Regions from separate parts of the Homo sapiens genome. Here region 1 is linked to region 2. Evidence: chromatin loops called from intact Hi-C (ENCODE). Cell type or tissue: HCT116. All regions are shown on one strand. Links, peaks and the distances in the headings refer to the core of each region. The heading gives the core; the rest is flanking DNA.

Region 1 (11,104 bases), core at 1,392-9,391, 210 kb after region 2:
TTCTCAAGTGTTCTATTTGTGGTTGTAGGCCAGGATGCTAGTTTCTTCAGAAAAGTGGAATAAGATTCAGAAAAAGAGGCAGACACCAAGTCAAACTGAAATTACATGTGGATTTAAGAGAAAAAGAATGCAGCTGATAAAATGAAAATGCAGGTACCTATGAATCTTGCTTCAGGCCTACTGAACTCCGGTTTTAGGGTAAGAGTGCTCAAGCTTAAGCACACATCAAAATCACCTGAAGAACTTGTTAAAACAAAGATTCCTTCTATAAAGAAAATGCGGTATGTATACACAGTGGAATACTATTCAGCCATGAAAAAGAATGAAATTCTGTCATTTGTGGCAACGTGGAAGAGTTTGGAGGATATTATGTTAAATGAAATAAGTCAGGAACAGAAAGATATAAATAGTGCATGCTCTCACTCATATCTGGGAGCTAAAAAATTTGAGCTCATAGAAGTAAAGAGTAGAATAGAATTCTGGTTATTAGAGGCTGGGAAGGGTAAAGGGGAAAAGAGGATAGGGAGAAGTTGGTTAATGTATACAAAATTACAATAATTTATTGTCTATTTCAAATAGCTAGAAGGGAGGATTTTGAACGTTCACAATACAAAGAAATGATAAATGTTTCAGGTGATGGATTGCTAATTACTCTGATTTGATCATTACGTATTGCATACACGTGTTGAAATATCACTCTATACTCCATAAATATGTGCAATTATTATATGTGAATTTAAAAATTACTAAATTAAAAAATGCATAAAGATTCCTCATTTGGTAAATCTGGGGTGGGGACTAATAATTTGCCTGAAATTTTTTCTACAAAGTTCCCAAGTAACATTGATGCTGCTGTTCTTGGGTCTTCACTTTGAGAACTAATAGACTATGGCAACAAGAGTAGTTACAAACTCCCATCTTCTGGTAGAAATAGAGCCCCCGGTAAAATGCCAGGCTTGGATTCCCCCTCCTGTTTTAGGAGGGGGAGAGATTAAATCTACAGTTTGAAGGTCACAAAATCTAAAACTTGATAGGGCAGAGTAAGTGGAACTGACACCTGAGCAGTGGTGTGCTGCAGCCTGCTCATACTAGCTTTCATGAGCCAATATCCACATCTCTTCCCAGCTCCAAGTTCAGTGATATCAAGTGGGTAACTTGAATTCAGCCTTGGTGGGAGATTTAAACCACACTTATTTACCAGCACACCGCTGCCTACAAGTGATATTGAGTGCTGATAGGTGCATAAGATACTCTACATACCCTAAAACCCACAGACCCCATCTTTTAAGAACGTACATTCCAAATACAATTATAGTCATCCCAGGAAAATTATGCGGTATTATTCATTCAATAACTATTTTTTAAGTACTTGCTGTATATCAAGAACTGTGACAGATGCAGGGGATACAGCGGTGAACCAGAAAAACACATTCCTTGCCTTCTTGGAGCTTACACAATTTTAAATAAAAGAAGTAACTGTAATGTGAATAATTTAACTTAAGTGATTCTGTAAATACATTAGCAGCAAATATCATAATTGTTTTAAAAACTCAAATAATGAAAAAATCCTAATAATTATCTTTATAAGCCCTGGAGCACAGTGGACTATTGTAATTATCAAAATTATTTATATCTGTTGACATTTACTATATATTTAATATGTTTACTGCAAGTATTTAGTGTGGTTATAATTACTGTCTATCTGGCTCTCTCCTATACCATATGTCTTCAAATTTAGAAATAGCGTGGGCATGTACTGCTCCTTAGGTTAATGTTTCCTCATTTCTGGATACGGAGTTCATTGGCTTCACTTTGTGTGTGTTTTTAAAGAAGAAAACTTGTGCCATCTGGGAGAAAACAGACTTCAAGGAAAGAGGTCAAAAGGTGCTTAAAATATTTACATTTTAGCAGAAAGAGTAAATACATGTTAATGTCAAGAAGAAAGCTTTTTAACATAGCTTAGTTTAGTCAATTATCCTGGTTTCTTTTATACAGAGTGACACATTTTAAAGAAGCAACTATTTAATCAGCAATTAGCCTTAGATATAGTAGGTATTTTGGAAGTAGGCAATGGAGATGAGGATGAATGGGATTTTAAGGAAGCTTGACATGAACATCAATGTTGCCTCTGGGCTGTAACCAAGGCACCTCTCTGTCTCCACTCTCTTGTCTGCCAGCACTTGCCAGGTTCCAACAGGGATGTGGGAATGGGCAAGAGTCTGTGCGTTTTAGATGGTGGGTGGGTGAGGACATGTAACAGTAATATCCTTTTGTTAGTGGTGGAAGGTATCCAGGTTACCAGTGGCGAATCCGTATGGGTCTGTAGCAACCTCAATTCTTGCCTCCTCAGAAGAAAGAATTCAACTGAGGGGCGTAAGGCAGAAAAACAGACTGAGGCAAGTTTCAGAGCAGGAGTGGAAATTTATTAAAAAGCTTTAGAATTTTCAGTTTTTCTGTTCTGTTTTTCCCCATCTTTGCAGTTTTATCTATCTTTGGTCTTTCATGGCACATGTATACATATGTAACAAACCTGCACGTTTTGCACATGTACCCTAGAACTTAAAGCATAATAAAAATATATATATAAGTCATGAAACATATTCAAAAAAGGAAAAAAAAGCTTTACAGCAGGAAAGAAAGGAAAGTACACTTGGATGAGACCCAAGCGGGCATCTTGGAAGTCATGTGCGGTGTTTGACCTTTGACTTACAGTTTTATGTGTTGGCATACTTCCAGGGTCCTGCATCCCTTTTCCTTGATTCTTTCCTTACGGTGACCTGCCTGCATGTGCGGTGGCTTTCTAGCACTTGGGAGATGAGCATGCACAGTGGGTTTACTGGAGTCATATGCATGCTCACCTGAGGCGTTTTTCCCTTTTCTGGTGGAGTGCCCCATGCTCAAGCCCACTCACCTAATTCCTGAGGTCTTATTGAGAAGCTATCGATCACCAACTTCAGGTGTTTTCTATCTACAGAGATACTACCTTTTCCTGGTGCTGGCTGCAACCAATGATTATTTTAGAGAGGCAGTGTGACAACTGCCTGATCATCACCTGATGATCTCCTGACTTTCCTGGTGGGGTGTGGTGGGGAGCCCTCTCCTACCCTGCTCATGGCTGACTAGCGACCTACCGTAACAATTTTACACTCTTCTCAGGGTCTTATTACTAATTTTTAAACTGCATAATTTACATTACTTCCTCTAAGTTCTTGCCATTATATTATAGGACTACTCACAGTAAGGTCTCCAAACTGTTCCTGGTCTAAGTACAGAAACTTACTGTAAACATTTAGAAACTTTTATAGCAATTTAACAGAGTAATTTTATGTATGTTGAATACAATAATAAAACCTGGAACTTGACCAACGTCTTCCCATTTCCCCCACCCCTTAACTCCTGGCAACCACCATTCTTCTCTGTGCTTCTGTGGGTTCTATTTTAGATTCCATATTTAAGTGAGATCATACAGTATTTGTCTTTCTGTGTCTGACTTATTTCACTTGGTATAATGTCCTTCATTTTCATCCATGCTGTGGCAAATGGCAGGATTTCCTTCTTTTTTAAGGTTGAATTACATTCCATTATATATGTAATGGACTATTCTAAGTTTTGAGTAGTCTTAGAAGATAATGGCGTATATACATATATAACATTTTCCTTTTCCATTCATCTGTCAATGGAAATTTAAGATATTTCCGTATCTTGCCTATTATAAATAATGCTGCAATGAATGTGGGAACACAAATCTCTTTGAGATACTGATTTCATTTCCTACTTTCAGTTATCTAAGACAAGTACATGTGGAAGATCTAATATATGACGTAGTAGCTACAGTTAACAATACCATATTGTATACTTGCAATTTGCTAAGAGAGTAGATCCTGTGTTCTTACCAAAAAACAAAAGCAAAACCCAAATGGTAACTGTGTGAGTTAGTTGATGGATATGTTAATTAGCTTGATGGTGGTGATCATTTCACAATGTATACATGTATCAAAAAATGAAGTTATATATCTTAAATATATACAATTCTTATTTGTCAGTTATACCTTAATAGAGCTAAAATAAACAAAAACAAAAAAACTGGAGCCTGTATTTTATGTCTTTTTTCATTTTTCTAGTAATCAATCTTATTACTTTATTACACTTTATTACTTTTATTTTATACTTTTATTACACTTTACAAAGTATCAGTCTGCAATTGGTTCCAAAATTTTAAAAAAGTTATTTCATAACAGATGGCTTGAGAATCACTGGTCTAAGTGATATTTAGACCACCTTTAAAAGTGTTGATAAGGTGCTACTTTGGAGGACAAAGCTCAAGCAAAAGTAACCACTTACCCTGCTTCCTCTGTAGCCATACTTCTACTTTGGGGCAATTGTGGGATAGTAAGAGGCCAGTAAAGAAAAGGATATTGATTGCTACAAATGCTTGTCCTTCTCCTGCCATTCATTTCCCCCACAAAATGATTGATGCCTATGGCACACTGAATGCTGACAGCTAGAATACTCTGTGACACCTACATAGCCCTGCTCTAGAAGTTCTGTATTTACCAAGAGTCAGTTGTATTTGTTTCCAATTTCACTCTTGTCGTCCAGGCTGGAGTGCAGTGGCACGATCTCAGCTCACTGCAACCTCTGCCTCCCAGTTCAAGCGATTCTCCTGCCTCAGCCTCCTGAGTAGCTGGGATTACAGGCATGTGCCACCATGCCCGGCTAATTTTTTTGTATTTTCAGTAGAGACAGTGTTTCCCCATGTTGGCCAGACTGGTCTCAAACTCCTGACCTCAGGTGATCCGCCCGCCTTAGCCTCCCAAAGTGCTGGGATTACAGGTATGAGCCACTGTGCCAGGCCCAAAATATTTTTAATATAACAGAACATTTAATTACATCAGTTTCCCATCAACCCACCACGGTCATTTAATGACGATGATTTTGTCTATTTCCAGTAATTGTCAGGAGGCTCTTCCATTAACAGTGCCCATAGTTACCTTTGCATAATTTTTCTCACCAGGCTTAGTTCATCTTCAGACTGAAAAAATCACCTCTTTTATTTGGCCACCCTGAAGTCATCAAATATTGGTCTTCTATATGTGGCATTTTTAGGCATTTTCTCAGGAACATCAAAAATCTTTGTGTACAATATTCTTAACCTCTCTTGTGAACTCTCACATACAGCCAATAATTCTTTTACTAATTTTTAAAAGTAAATTCTCAAGTATGGTTTCTAATCACATTTTTAAAGACAGCTTCTACAGTATAGACAAAAAGCACAAAAGGTGTTCAGAGAAGGGAGAGACCATTTTGCACTGGAATGGCAGATAATACGTTATAAAGGACTTTGGGACACCCTGAAAGATAGGTAATATTGAAAGGTATGAGAGTTCAGGGAGAGCTGTAGGAGAAAAGGCATCAAGAGAGGAAGGCATGAGCCTATTAACGGAGGAAACAGTGGTGCCTGGTCCACCTTAGAGGAAGGTTAATACTGGCAATCACGGACTGTTAGATTAGCTACGAGAAAGTTTATGACCTTAAAGCAGCCATTCTGGTTGAATGCTCTCAGCTGGGCTCTAGGAACAGTTGCTTTCAGACATTTTTTTTTGGCAGCATTACACAGTAAGAAATGGATTTTAAATAGCAACACAATACACACATGATGTATTATGTCTACATTTCAAGAAACGCGCTTACTCTAATTACAATCTAAGTGCTCTGATACTTTCTATTGAATTCAATTTCATTTAAAAATGCTGTTACCCACTGAACTTATTGCAGTACCCGATACCCCAGTAACCGGTGTGACCTTCAGTTGGAAAAATATTGTCCACGGAAGTGGTTCTTAAAAAGAGGTGATTTTGCCCCCCAGTGGACATTTGGCACTGTCTAGAAGCATTTTTCATTCTCACAAATGGTGGGGGCTGGGGTGGGGGAGGGCGGAGAGCTACTGGCATCTAGTGGGCAGAGGCCATGGATGCTATTAAACCTCAATGCACAAGTCAGCCCATGTCTCCTCCACCCCCCAACATCAAAAAATCATCCAGACCTAGTTATCAATAGTCCCAGGTTAAGAAAGTCTGTCCTATTCAACATAGTATTGGAAGTTCTGGCCAGGGAAATCAGGCAAGAGAAAGAAATAAAGGTACTCAAATAGGAAGAGAAGACGTCAGACTATCTTTGTTTGCAGATGACATGATCCTATATCCACAAAACCCCATCATCTCGGCCCAAAAGCTTTTTAAGCTGATAAGCAACTTCAGCAGTCTCAGGATACAAAATCATTGTGCAGAAATTGCTAGCATTCCTATACACCAACAACAGGCAAGCTAGAGCCAAATCAGAATGATCTCCCTTTCACAATTGCCACAAAAAGAATAAAGTGCCTAGGAATACAGCTAACAAGGGAAGTGAAGGAGGACCTCTTCAAGGAGAACTATAAACCGCTGTTCAATCAAATCAGAGATGACACAAACAAATAGAAAAAACATTCCATGCTCATGGATGCAAAGAATCAATATCATGAAAATGGCCATACTGCCCAAAGCAACTTATAGATTCAATGCTATTCCCTTTAAACTACCATTGACATTCTTCACATAACCAGGAAAAAAAAAAAACTATTTTAAAATTCGTATTGAACAAGAAAAACAAGCCTGAATAGCCAAGACAGTCCTAAGCAAAAGAACAAAGCTGGAGGCATTATGCTACCTAACTTCAAACTATATACTATATGGCCACAGTAACCAAAATAGCAATGGTCCTGGTACAAGAACAGACACATAGACCAATGGAACAGAATACAGAACCCAGAAATAAGACTGCACACCTACAACCATCTGACCTTCGACAAACATGATAAAACAAGCAATGGGGAAAGGATTCCTTGTGTAATAAATGGTGCTGGGAGAACCGGCTAGCTATATGCAGAAAACTGAAACTGGACCCCTTCCTTACACTGTATACAAAAATTAACTCAAGATGGATTAAAGACTTAAATGTGTAAAAAAAAAAAGTAAAGTAGAAGTTCCTCTTCAAAGACTTTCCTCCCCGTCTAGGAATAAATAGTAACTTCTCTTAGAAGCAAAATTTATTCAAAGACCAGTGCTAACATTTTTTTTTTTTTTGAGACGGAGTCTTGCTCTGTCACCCAGGTTGGAGTGCAGTGGCATGATCTCTGCTCACTGCAAGCTCCACCTCCTGGGTTCACACCATTCTCCTGCCTCAGCCTCCCAAGTAGCTGGGACTACAGGCGCCCCCCACCACACTCAGCTAATTTTTTTTGTATTTTTAGTAGAGACAGGGTTTCACTGTGTCAGCCAGGATGGTCTCAATCTCCTGACCTCATGATCCACCCGCCTCAGCCTCCCAAAGTGCTGGGATTACAGGCCTGAGCCACCGTGCCCAGCGACCTGTGCTAACATTCTTAAATATCTGCTAGCCGTAATAAAGAAATCAACATACTTTATGTTCTTTGCCCCCACAATTTAGCCTAAATATTTGCCCTGGAATGCTTATACTGGTCCAAGCAAGCATTAGGTCATAGCTTGTTCCTCTTCCTTATTTGAAGGTGTTTTTACCTTTCTCAGCATTCCACAAGTTACTTTCTCCTTCCTTTGTTCTCCTCTGCCTATGCCTCTTTTAAAACATTCTAAGTTGCTAGCCAATCGGGACAAATACAGAATGTGAGGTCCTGTTCAAGCCAATGGAAACTGGACACAGCAGTAGGATGGACGTGTCAGGTTATAAATGACCTTGTCTCCTTTGTTTGGTGTACTCTTGTGGCAAAACAGTTGGTGAGTGTACCCTTTCTGCAGAAAGTATAAAAATGGCCTTGCTGAGGAAATTAAATTTATGTTCAAGTGCTATTTCTTTACGGCACTGGGGAACAAGCATTTCAAACAAATGCAAAACCCCAAACTATAAAAAACCCAGAAGAAAATCTAGGCAATGCCATTCAGGACATAGACATGGGCAAATATTTCATAATGAAGATGCCAAAAGCAATTGCAAGAAAAGCAAACATTAACAAATGGGATCTAATTAAACTAAAGAGCACAGCAAAAGAAACTATCATCAGAGTGAACAGACAACATAGAGAATGGGAGAAAATTTTTGCAATCTATCCATCTGACAAAGGGCTAATATCCAGGATCTACAAGGAACTTAAATTTACAAGAAAAAAACCAAACAACTCCATTAAAAAGTGGGCAAAGGACATGAACAGACACTTCTCAAAAGAAGATATACATGTAGCCAACAAACATGTGAAAAAAATCTCAACATCATTGATCATTAGAGAAATGCACATCAAAACCATAATGAGATACCATCTCACACCAGTCAGAATGGCGATTATTAAAAAGTAAAGAAACAAAAGATGCTGGCAAGGTTGTGGAGAAAAAGGAATGCTTTTACACTGTTGGTGGGAGTGTAAATTAGTTCAACCATTGTCAAAGACAGTGTGGCAATTCCTCAAAGACGTAGAGGCAGAAATACCATTTGATCCAGCAATCCCTTTACTGGGTATATACTCAAAGGAATATGAATTATTCTATTATAAAGATACATGGACACGTGTGTTCATTGCAGGTCTATTTCTAATAGCAAAGACATGGAATCAACCTAAATGCCCATCAATGATAGACTGGATAAAGAAAATGTGGTACGTATACACCATGGAATACTATGTAGCCATAAAAAAGAATAAGATCATGTCCTTTCTAGGGACATGGATAGAGCTGGAAGCCATTATCCTCAGCAAACTAATGAAGAAACAGAAAACCAAATACCACATGTTCTCACTTATAAGTGAGAGCTGAATGTTGAGAACACATGGACACATGGTGGGGAACAACACACACTGAGGCCTGTTGGAGGGTTGGGCTGGGAAGAAGGAGAGCATCAAGAAGAATAGCTAATGGATACTGGGTTTAATACCTAGGTGATGGGATGATCTGTACAGCAAACCACCACGGCACATATTTACCTATGTAACAAACCTGCCCATCCTGCACAGGTACCCCTGAACTTAAAGTAAAAGTTCGAAATTAAAAAAATAGAAATTCTGTTAAAGAGAACCCATTAATAGAATGGAGGGGTTAGCTCCAGAAATTGTATTTCTATTTTTCCTTAGCAACCAAGATTCAAGTACCTTTGTATTGCCATTCCGCAACTTCCAATGAGTAGAGCTGGATAAGAATTTACCACCTTTTTTTAAATTGCTAGGTGCCCTTAGTTCTCCTCCATAACACAAATGTACAAAGACAAGAAGTCAAAAATCCTGGAGCTGTTAATTCAAATACCACTTCCTATATTATTCTTAGAAATATATCCTAAGATGGTTAAGCTATCACTGTACAAATTCTAAACTTCATGAACTGGCTATACAATGGTTAGCTATGTGTAGTTTACATTTTTTAAAAATTCCCCATTGGTGTTCTATTTGGATGGCTTTGCACATGCCAGTATGCCCTTCCTGAGGCCATGAGTAACACTAAACATGTTAACTGCTATAAATTTTGTGACATTGTAGAACCATGAAGTTAACACTGGAGGGTGGAACAGGGAAATGGATGTAATAAAGAAAATGCCATGGTTTCTTCTATTGAGGAATTTACAATATGGAAAGACAAAAATTTGGAAAGTCAAAATACATTCAAAGGAAATAATTCATTCACAGAGCAGCATATGAAGAAGTGCTCATTAAGTACTTCTCTCTTTCTCTCTCCCTCCCCTTGCACTTGAGAAAGCAAGCTAACATATTATGAATAGCCTTTAGAGAGGCACATGTAGGAAGAAACCAATGTTTTTAGTGACCTACAGCCATCGAAGAGACCTAAGGCCTACCAATAGCCACATGAGTGAACTTTGACCTGGAACTTCTAATGCCTGTCAACAGCCACATGAGTGAGCTTAGAACTGGATCTTCTTCCAGTGAAACATTATGACAACTGTAGCCCCAAGCAATACCTTGAGTGCAGCCTTATGAGAGACCCAGAGCCAGAGGATCTGGTTAAGTTGGGCCTAGAAACTGAAATAAATGTTTGTGGTTTTAAGTCAATTATTGTGAGGTAATTTGTTACATAGAATAGATAACTAATACAGACTATTAAATTCTCCAACTATGCTTGTGGAATTATCTATTTTGCCATTAATTTTTGTCAACTACTGCCTCATGTATTTTGAAGCTCTCTCGTGGGACACACATTTATGATTGTTACATCTTCCTGACGAATTTTTATCATTATGAAATGTTCTTCTTTATCTCTTGTAATATATTTCATCTTGAAATCTCTTTCATCTGATCAATATGACCATTCTCATCTTCTTATGCTTATTATTTGTAAAGTATATTTTTATATCCATTTACTTTCAACCTATACCTTTTTTTAAAGTGCATCTCTTTTAGACGGTATACAGTTGAGTCTTGTTTTCTTTTTACCCGTTTTGACAATTTATTTGGAATATTTAGGTAAGTAATTTTTAAGGTAAAATTATTGACATATGTTTGAGTCCATCAATTTTTTGTGTGTTTTTAGTTTGCATCCTCTGCTTTTTGTTCCTCTTTTCTTCCTTTCTTGCCTTTTATTGACTTATTTGATTTTATTAGAATTACATTATTATTTCCTGATAAATGTTTACTTAAAATTCTTTGCATTTTATTTATTTTTATTTTCTTTTGTTTGTTTGTTTGTTTATCTATTTATTTATAGAGATGAGGTCTCACTCTGTTACCCAGGTCAGGCTGGAATGCAGTGGTGAAATAATAGCTCACTGCAGCCTCTACCTCCTGGGTTCACATGATCCTCCCACCTCAGCTCCCAAGTAGCTGGGACTACAGGTGCATGCTACCACACACTGCTAATTTTTTTTTTTTTTTGTAGAGATGGGGTTCTCACTTTGTTGCCCATGCTGGTTTTGCAGTCCCTTAAGTTCTCACCTTGGCCTCCCAGAAGTGTTGGGATTACTGGTGTGAGCCACTGTGACCTGCCTGCATTTTATTTCTTAATTATTTCCCTAGAGCTTATGTTATTAATCCCTAATTCTATAGTCTGTTTATAATTAATAATGTATTCTCTGCTATCGTTGTCATGTGTATTATATCTAT
Region 2 (11,104 bases), core at 1,533-9,532:
CATAAAGGCCATTTATGACAAAACCACAGCTAACAACATACTGAATGGGGAAAACCTGAAAGCCTTTCCTCTAAAAACGGGAGCAAGACAAGGATACCCACTTTCACCAGTCCTATTCAACATACTACTAGAAGTCCTGGCCAGAGCAATCAGGAAATAGAAAGAAATGAAAGGTATCCAAATAGGAAAAAAAGGAAGTCACACTGTCCCTCTCTGTGGATGACATAATCGTATATATAGCAAAACCTGAAGGTTCCACAAAAAGCTCTTAGGATAGAGAAAGAAACTGAGTAAAATTTCAGATACAGAATAAACATACAAAAACCAACAGCATTTCTACACAACAATAAGAAACTAACTGAAAAAGCAATACCAAAGACAGGCAATAACAAATGCTCAATATCACCAGCAGAACCTGCAGAACAGCAAAGATTGCTATCTGTTCCTTCCTCTGGAAGCTTCGTCCCAGAAAGGCACCCACCAGATGCCAGCTGGAGCTCTCCTGTATATCTGTTGACCGCTGCCAGGAGGTGTCTCCCAGTCAGGAGGCACAGGGGTCAGGGACCCACTTGAGGAGGCAGTCTGTCCCTTAGCAGAGCTCCAGCGCTGTGCTGGGAGATTCACTGCTCTCTTCAGAGCCAGCGGGCAGGAATATTTAAGTCTGCTGAAGCTGTGCGCACAGTTGCCGCTTCCCCCAAGTGCTCTGTCCCAGGGAGATGGGAGTTTTATCTATAAGCCCCTGACTAGCCATACACAAAAAACTGAAACTGGACCCCTTCCTTACATCTTATACAAAAATTAACTCAAGATGGATTAAAGACTTAAATGTAAGACCTAAAACCATAAAAATCCTAAAAGAAAACCTAGGCAATACCATTCAGGACATAGGCATGAACAAATATTTCATGACTAAAACACCAAAAGCAATGGAAACAAAAGCCAAAATTGACAATGGGATCTAATTAAACTAAAGAGCTTCTGCACAGCAAAAGAAACTATCATCAGGGTGAATAGACAACCTAGAGAAAGGGAGAAAAATTTTGCAATCCATCCATCTGACAAAGGGCTTATATCTGGAATCTATAAGGAACTTAAACCAATTTACAAGAAAAAAACAACCCCATCAGAAAGTGGGCGAAGGATATGAACAGACACTTCTCAAAAGAAGACATTTATGTGGCCAACAAACATATGAAAAAAAGCTCATCATCACTGGTCATTAGAGAAATGCAAATCAAAACCACAATGAGATACCATCTCACACCAGTTAGAATGGCGGTCATTAAAAAGTCAGGAAACAATAGATGCTGGAGAGGATGTGGAGAAATAGGAACACTTTTATACTGTTGGTGGGAGTGTAAATTAGTTCAACCATTGTGGAAGACAGTGTGGCAATTCCTCAAGGATCTAGAACCAGAAATACCAATTGATCCAGCCATCCCATTACTGGGTATATACCCAAAGGAATATAAATCATTCTACTATAAAGACACATGCACATGTATGTTTATTGCAGCACTATTCACAATAGCAAAGACTTGCAACCAACTCAAATGCCCATCAATGATAGACTGGATAAAGAAAATATGGCACATATATACCATGGAATACTATGGAATACTATGGAATACTATGCAGCCATAAAAAAGGATGAGTTCATGTTCTTTGCAGGGACATGGATGAAGCTGGAAACCATCACTCTCAGCAAACTGACACAGGAACAGAAAACCCAACATCGCATGTTCTCACTCATAAGTGGCAGTTGAACAATGAGAACGCATGGACACAGGGAGGGGAACATCACACACTGGGGCCTGTCATGGGGAAGCTAAGGGAGGGATAGCATTAAGAAAAATACCTAATGTAGATGACGGGTTGATGGGTGCAGCAAACCACCATGACACATGTATACCTATGTAACAAACCTGCATGTTCTGCACATGTATCCCAGAACTTAAAGTATAATAAAACAAAACACACAAACAAACAAACAAATGATGGCAAGGAGGTGGAGTAAAGGAAACACTCGTATACTGTTGGTGGGAATGTAAATTAGTACAACCACGATGGAGAACAATTTGGAGGTTCCTCAAAACAATAAAAATAGAGCTACCATATGATCCAGCAATCCCATTGCTGGGTATATATCCAAAAACATGGTAATCAGTATATTGAAGAGATATCTGTACTCCCATGTTTATTTTAGCATTATTCACAATAGCCATGATATGGAATCAACCTAAGTGTCCATCAGCAGATAAATGGATAAAGAAAATGTGGTACACAATGGAATATTATTCAGCCATAAAAATAATGAAATCCTGTCATTTGCAGCAACATGGATGGAACTGAAGGTCATTATGTTAACTGAAATTAGCCAGGCACAGAAAGACAAATGTCATATGTTCTCACTTATTTATGAAATCTAAAAATGTAAACAATTGAACTCATGGACATAGAGAGTAGAAAGATGGTTACCAGAGGCTGGGAAGAGTAATGGGGGTGTGGGAAGGAGGTGGGGACAAAAAATAGAATGAATAAGACCTAGTATTTGATAGCACAACAGGGTGACTAGAGTCAATAATAATTTATTTTTATTTTTTAAAAAAATTTGGACATATGAGTTTAATTACCTGCTAGGTCATCAGATGGAAATATGTAGTAGTAAATGGATGGAAAAAAGGTTTATAAACTTAGGAGAGAGGCGGGCATTTTTAGACCACTTGAAATTTAGACATTCACCAGATTGGACAATTTTGGGCATTTAAAATAAATCATTTTGCCACAAAAAACACAAAGCAATGTATTAAAACTGGTTTAGAGAATTGCCCAAATGATTTTTTCAACATGATTTGAATTTTTTTCATATTACATTAAATGTCAAATTTTCTTCGGCAAATCTATCCAAATACTACATTTTCATTCTACAACTTAATTTATATTAATATAGTAGAGTGTCCTAAATTGATGTTCATCAGGATACCTTCCTCTAAGCCCTAATGGTTTCTATCTTCCATTTAAAATGTACAAGTATCTTTTAATTAAGTTGTCATTCTCAAAGATATTCTGGAGAAATGATTAGGAATTAAACACCTATAAATTCTTCTTCACTTCTGTTACAGTGTAGCAATTTATTATCTAATCCATAGTGGTCTATCAATTGAGTAGGTTTACTTTCTTGTTCTCTGCAGACATAGCTGACTACAACTCATAAAGCAACGGCTGGCTACAGCTTCTCTACTTCTTTATTAACAACTGTAACTGAGACGATCAACATTCTTTGATCTATATACATTTGGACAAGATTTCGCCTCCAAAAGAAAGTCTTCTTTCTCCTGAACCTGCTTCACCAATTTTGCTTTTTCTTCGTTTAATTCTTGTTTAGGAAGATTCTAATTCACAAACTCATTTTGGAGAGCACTGAATGACACAGAATCAAGTGACTGAGATTCACTCACATTGATATTCTTGAAGGTATTTTTCAAATATGTGATTTCTTCAAATTCACTTGTCTATGTGTTTAAAATTTTCTTGAAATTCCAAACAGTTTTCCTCTGTGGAATACGCTGGTTTCTCTGAAAAGTTCTGATTGTTTTCTTCATTCTCTACTTTAAGACGTTTTATCACATTGTAACAGGAATTAAATGAAGATCTTGTTTTCCTTAATCTTTCTTTAAGTGTTGCACTCATAGGTTGTTTTCATGAACTAGTTGTACGGGGAGATGATGGATTCACAAAGGCCTGTGGAGTACTAGGCAAAACCACAGCTGAGTCTGACTGACTTTCCATCTTGAAAATGAAATCTTGGTTTACCTCTCTGCTCTCCCCAGCATGAGCAGAAAGCACATGCAGTTGCAGCCATAAATCTATCCTGTGCCCAAGGTGGGGCCATGCGAGAGAGCTATAGTCAATAATAATTTAATTGTACATTTAAAAATAACTCAAGGAGTATAATTGGATTGTTTGTAACACAAAGGATAAATGCCTGAGGAGAAGGATACCCCATTCTCTATTATGCAATTATTATGCATTGCATGCCCGTATCAAAACACCTCATATTCCCCATAAATATATACACCTACTATGTACCTACCAAAATTTTGAAAAAAAGCAATCCCATTTGAAATAGCTACAAAAAGGTACCTGGGAATAAACTTAACTAAGGATTTGAAAGCCCTCTCCAAGGAAAACTAAAAAATTCTAATGACACAAAGTGAAGAGGATGCAAACTAATGAAAAGACATCCCAGGCTCACAGATCAGAAGAATTAACATCATTAAAGTAAGAAGACTGCCCAAAGCAGATTGAGTGCAATACTTATCAAAATGCAAATCTAACTGACGCCTGATGATCAGAGGTGACATTCTTTACAGAAATAGAAATAACAATCCTCAAATCCATATGGAAACACAAAAGACCCTCAATAGGCAAAGCAATCCTGAACAAAAGAACAAAGCTGGAGGCATCATACTACCTAACTTCAAAATATACTGTATCAAGCTATAGAAACCAAAACATCATGTCATTGATATAAAAAGACACATAGACTAATGGAAAAGAACAGGAAACCCAGAAATAAAACCACATATTTACAGCCAACTGATTTTTTGACAAAGGTGACAAGAATATACATAGGGAAAAGGATACCTTCCTCAATAAATGGTGCTGGTGTTTTACTGTCCCTTCTGTATGGAGCTTTGGACCTGAACCTTTTATGACACTTCCTAATCAGTATAAATGTAAATTTGCATAGTACACAAATGCATTCACAGACATACACATATAGACATGCATGAATAATAAGAGAGACCATTGATCAGCATGTTTCATGTTGGCCACTTGTGGACAGTGATTTCATCCAAAAAGAACATACGTTTTAAACATCTGAGTAGTTTAAGTTAGAAAAAAATGATGAAAGGAAAACAAGAAAACAGGATAAGTGTCCTCCAAAGAGCAGTAGCTGATGACCATACGTTGTAAACAGCCTGACTTCGACAGTGAGCGATAGGGGACATGTAATAAAGCCTGGTAGAACCCAAGAAATCCAGTGTGTCCACAGGCAGACAGGTGTATAGTATGGACCGATGTTTCTACAATTTAGGGTGAACCTTTCTGTCCCCAGTTAGTTGTGAAAATAGTTTTTAAAAACAGTTTTAGCCTTTTAAGAGTAATTTTCTAGTCCCTTCTGTGCTTTGAAATGTTAAGGATCAATTTTAGGGGCAAGTTCCCTGTTGGGAGATCCTTGTTTTCAGGATTTGAACATGTGAATGACTTGCACCACATACTGCCGGCAGATGGGGCACTTGCTCATGCGCTTGCTACACTTGGTGCAGGTGATCATGTGCCTGCACTCAAGCAGGTAGAGGAATTTTCAGAGGTTCTAATAAATGACATCTCCCAGAAGTGTGTATTTCGTTTAAACATTTTGTGTGCAAGTGTCAGAAATCCAGTGGTGTTTTCTGAACATCAAAGCAGGAGATTTGATTATAAGGATACAGGAGTGTATCACAAACCCTCAGGGCAGGAATGATACTGGACCTCCAGTATCATTAGAATTAGAAAGCTCTCAGAAACCAATTCTAGGTTCACCTGGCAGTTCTGTGTCTCTCATCTCTGTTTTTTCTTTCTTTACAAACAGATTTTCTCTGCTCTACTGTCCACCTAGTGGAAAATATGGCTGCCTATAGCTAAAGAGGTTTCATGGTACGTATCAGCCACCCAGCAAATTTAAAACTCATTATGGATCTCAATTTCAAAGTGGGTCAGGGGCCTGTCCCCACCCTAGGACGAGTCTACTGTGGCCAGAGGAGCAGGGTTATGCAGGTGATGCATGGCAATGAGTCAGGCATTGTCATGTGCTGAGGACACAAGGATGAATGACAGGGTCCCTGCACTCAAGTTGTTCACTGTCTAGAAGACAGAAACAAAATCAGAAAACTTAGAATCCAACGAAGTAAGTACTTTATGAACAGTACTGTGGGTTCCACAGAGGGAAAAGTAATTTTGCCAAAGTATTAGCAGTCGAAGTAACACTACATCTGGATTTTAAAGACAGAATATAAATTTGTTGTAAGAAAAGGGGTGTGGTAGTAGCAGAGAGAGGTTAGAGGTTAGGGCAGGGGTCCCCAACCACTGGGTCACAGACCTGTACCAGTCTGCGGCCTGTTAGAAACTGGGCAGCACAACAGGAGGTGAGTGGCAGGCAAGCAAGCATTAGTGCCTGAGCTCTGCCACCTGTCAGATCAGCAGCTGCATTAGATTCTTATAGGAGCACAAACCCTATTGTGAATTGGCATGCGTGGGATCTAGGTTGTGCGCTCCTTATGAGAATCTGATTCCTAACGATCAGAGGTGAAACAGTTTCATCCTGAAACCATCCCTGTACTGCTTCCCGTCTGTGGAAAAATTCTCTTCCACAAAACTGGTCCTTGGTGCCAAAATGGTTGAGGACCGCTGAGTTAGGGCATTTTAGAAAAATAAATGATATGTGCAATGGGCCAGAGTCTGAGGATAGTGGGAAGTTCATTGTGATTGAAGAATAGAGTGAGAGGTGAGAAGGGAGGTAGAATGACAGGAGATGAAGCAAGAGAGGAATATTTTGTATTTTGGGGAGGTGAACTCACATGTATACTGAAGAGGTCAGATTGTATTTTATAGGCAGCAGTTTTAAAGGACTGACATGATCAGGGCTCTTATGTGTTTTTAATTTTTAGGTGAAACTCTGCCACTGGTAGGACAGGCAGATGTAGTTCATTATGATGAGAAAGAACAGAATCTTACTATTTACTAGTTCATAAACATGTTTTGATGTGTACCAATTCAGAGGAGCAATCCAAGCCTTTCCAACTATGACCTTGGATGTCATTCTATCTCTCGGCACTTCAGTTTCCTCATCAATGTCCTCATCTATAAAATGGAGGATAATTACTTACAAGTTATTATGAGATTAACAGAAGAGAGCCTAGTACATAGTAGGCACTACAAGTGTTACCTGTAATTTTTTTCCTATCCTCTGAGCTATGCTCAGGGTCCCAAGCTCTATCTTGTCACAGCCACATATGGTGCAGGCTGGGGATACCTACTTAACGGCTTCATTCTTACATATCTGTGGTGTGTTCCTATGCTAAATGACCTCCTTCTCATAATGCGTAAGCAGAAGAAGGAACCAATGAGGTGATTTCTACCTCAATAGGTATTGGAGTAGACAGAAGAGCCTGGTGTCAGGATGACTCATTAGAATAGTCTGAAAGAGAATGATAACAGTGGGTCGTGGGAATAAAGAGGAGGTGGCTGTGATCAGGAAGATATTCTGAGATAAAAAATCAGTAAGATTGTGTGCCCAAATGCATGCGGAAATTGAGGAAAAGTGATGAATTGTAATTTACCATGTGTGTAAGCAAGATGAATAGATCTTTTGACTCTACTGGATCAACTACTTTGATTTTTAAAAATCCTAGATTTCAGTTGGCTTATTCACTTGTTCCATTGGTAGCACAAGTTAGACAAAAATAACTGGCATGATCTCCACTCAGCCCTTAAGAAGAGTAGGAAAAGAAAATTAGCCAGGTGTGATGGCGTGTGCCTGTTTTCTCAGCTACTCAGGAGGCTGAGGTGGGAGGATTGCTTGGGGCTAAGATGTCAAGGCTGCAGTGAGCTATGATTGCGCCATTGAACTCCAGCCTCAGGGACACAGTGAGACCCTGTCTCTAAGAAAAATAAAAATAAATTTAAAAACACAATAGATCTACTGCCCCATCACTGACAATTGTTGAAGGCAACAGCTACTAACAGTGAAACTATATTTATTTCTTCCAGCTTTACTAAGATATAACTGACAAACAAAATTGTACCCAAAGGATTATAAATCATTCTACCATAAAAACACAGGCACATGTATGTTTATTGTGGCACTGTTCACAATAGCAAACACTTGGAACCAACCCAAATGCCCATGAATAATAGACTGGATAAAGAAAATGTGGCATGTATACATCATAGAATACTATGCAGCCGTAAAAAAGGATGAGTTTATGTCCTTTGCAGGGACATGGATGAAGCTGGAAACCATCATTCTCAGCAAACTAACACAAGAACAGAAAACCAAACACCACATGTTCTCACTCATAAGTGGGAGTTGAACAATGAGAACACATGGACACAGGGAGGGGAACATCACACAGCGGGGCCTGTCGGGGGGTGGGGGGCTAGGGGAGGGGGAGCATTAGGAGAAATACCTAATGTAGATGACGGGTTGATGGGTGCAGCAAACCACCATGGCACGTGTATACCTATGTAACAAACCTGCACGTTCTGCACATGTATCCCAGAACTTAAAGTATATTAAAAAAATTAAAAAAAAAACACAATAGATCTACTGTGCCATTACTGACAATTGTTGAAGGCAACAGCTAGTAACAGTGAAACTATATTTATATCCTTCCAGTTTTACTGAGATATAACTGACAAATAAAATTACACATATTTATGGTTTAAGCATTTTGATACATGTATATATTTTGAAATGATCTAATGTACAGCGTGGTGACTATAGTTAATAATACTGTACTGTATATTTGAAATTTGCTAAGAAAGTAGAACTTAAGTGTTCTCACCACAAACATACAAACATAAAGGAAACTGAATAAATGAATATACTAATTATCTTGATTGTGGTAATCATTTCACAATGTATACATATATCATTTCACAATAAATTATATTTTTAATATAGGGCAAAGATTGAATTTTTTACTGGATAATTGGAGCATATATTATACAATATATATTTTCGGCTGTTTCTGAAAAAAATATTCAACAGATTCTCATAGAATAGTGTCACAAGTCCAAATGTGAGGCATCAAAAAGGTTTCATGTGTGGAAATTAGTAGCAGACTCCATGCTGCAACGTCTAAAGACTGCCTAGATAGAAACATTTTAGAGGTTAAAAAGCATTAACAATTTTATCATAGATTGGTGATAATAAAGTAGGCAATCTAAGTCGTAAGATTATAAATTCCCTCCACTCCATGGTACTCAATAATGCCATTTTCATTTTTAAATTTTTAACTAAGGGGAAGAGAGAGGGAGAGGGGCTGACTCTGTAAACATGTTTATTCTTCCTGACCTTGCCCTGTGCCAGTGTTGCTCAGCCACACTACCTCTTTCTCTTTCTTCCTCTGGCCTGGGAAGACATCAATCAAAGGTAATAAATTTAAACAGGTGATTTTTAGAGTCCCTGGTTTCAAAACATTATAAAACAAAGTATATAGGACTGAACTGAATCCTATAGGACCTCCTTTTCAGAAATAGTGGAGGGTAGTTATGTTGTAAAGGAAGAAACAATGTACAGGTAGGTTATTATTATTAACCTATATATTATTATTAACCTTTATCTGTCATTTAAAAAATTTACTATGAAAAATTTTAAACACAATAGAAAATACATAATAGAAACAACTCCCCATATATCATGTATTTAATCATTAATATTTTGTTCTACTTATTTCATCTATTTTTAAAATCTGAGATATCTTTTAAAAATTAAAATTTTCTCATTCAACACTATTAATATGAATTCCTTATATCAACTATCATCCAGTAAATGTTCAATTCCCTCTGATTGTCTCAAAACGGTCTGGATTTTGCTTTAAAAAAAAAAAAAGATGTCAGTCTGGGTGCTGTGGCTAATGCCTGTAATCCCAGCACTTTGGGAGGCTGAGGTGGGCGGATCATTTGAGGTCAGGAGTTCCAGACCAGCCTGACCAACATGATAAAACCCCGTTTCTACTAAAAATACAAAAAAATTAGCTGAAAAAAATTAGCTGGGCATGGTGGCCTGCGTCTGTAATCCCAGCTACTTGGGAGGCTGAGGCAGGAGAATCACTTGAACCCGGGAAGCGGAGGTTGCAATGAGCCCAGATCACATTACTGCACTCCAGCCTGGGCAACAGAGCAGGACTCCATCTTAAAAAAAAAAAAAAAAAAAAAAGATGTCATTTGTTCAAAACAAGGTCAGCATGTTGCAGTTGATATCTCTAAAATCTCCTTTAGTCTGTAATAATGCTTCCTCCATTTTTTTTCCTGTGCCAGTTAATTGTTGATAAAATTGGGTCATTTGTCCTGTAGAATTTTACACGTTGTATCTTCATGATGTCACTTAGCATGCTTTCCTGTCCCCCTCATGCCTGTAAGCTGGTAGTTAAAGCTAAAGGCTTGATTAGATTTAGGTTCATTTTATTTTTTTATTTTGGCAAGAATTCTTCCTAGGCAATGCTGTATACTTTCTATTTCAACACACAAGGAAACTTATAATGTCTGCCTTTCTACTTATAATAATTTTAAGATTGATCAGTAGGTTCGAGTGATGCCTTTCAACTACAGGTTTTAGCAGTCATTGATAATCATTGCCTAGGTATATTATTATACTATATTGAGTTTACAAAACAGTGATTTTTCTAATTCTATCATTCCTCATGCATTTATTAATTGTGATTCTTCTACAAGAACTTTCCTTTAACAACTATTTGGATATCCTGAAATACAGTCTTTACAGGACATATATGATAATTGCTTCCTTCTCTTTATTTATTAGTTTCTAGAACAAAGAGTGCCTTAGCAATCTTCATGGCTGGTCAATGAGGTTCGTTTGCTTTTTGGAGTATCATTATTCACTCTTGATGTTCAAATGGCCTTATCTGTGACCAATGGGAGTTCCTTCACATTGGTTCTTATGTTCTTTTGACATAACACCAGTAGCCTTTGCCAATTTTCTAGCTAGAAAATATATTAGAATGAAGTAACTGCATCTTGAGTGTATATTGATTTTTTTTTGGGGGGGGGTATAATTGAAATCCAAACACTGCACATATTTAATCTGTACAATTTGATGAGTTTGAGCATACGCATACACTGATCTGATTCAAACTAAAGAGCACAGGGTTTTTACTTATCTTTGTTTGTATATTATTTTCTTGTTCTAAATGTTAATAATCCCATCAACATTATCTATCACAATAAATATTAGCACTATCATCAAGTCCACTCAATAAAGTTTAAGATTTCTTTGTGTTCTCTACCCATCTCCATATCTTACAATATATACTTA

The links. Hi-C counts contacts between places; a loop is a spot of excess contacts. Peaks named below come from ENCODE experiments on the same cell type or tissue, not always from the same donor. Only the 100,000 strongest peaks of a DNase experiment are listed, where the experiment ranks them.
Region 1: a loop joins it to region 2, with 7 times the contacts of the local background. A loop is called at or near these places in 10 of 110 quality-filtered maps.

What each region holds. Positions count from the first base shown.
Region 1 is chrX:86,061,287-86,072,390 of GRCh38, forward strand. It overlaps the pseudogene NDUFA5P7. Among named protein-coding and RNA genes, the nearest start is that of CHM, 19 kb to the left of the region's middle. In HCT116, for the core only: no CTCF peak of the experiment used is centred there; a DNase peak (open chromatin) is centred at 5,879.
Region 2 is chrX:85,846,324-85,857,427 of GRCh38, forward strand. It overlaps the pseudogene SFR1P2. Among named protein-coding and RNA genes, the nearest start is that of MIR1321, 16 kb to the left of the region's middle. In HCT116, for the core only: a CTCF peak has its summit at 5,311 (motif pointing right); a DNase peak (open chromatin) is centred at 5,308.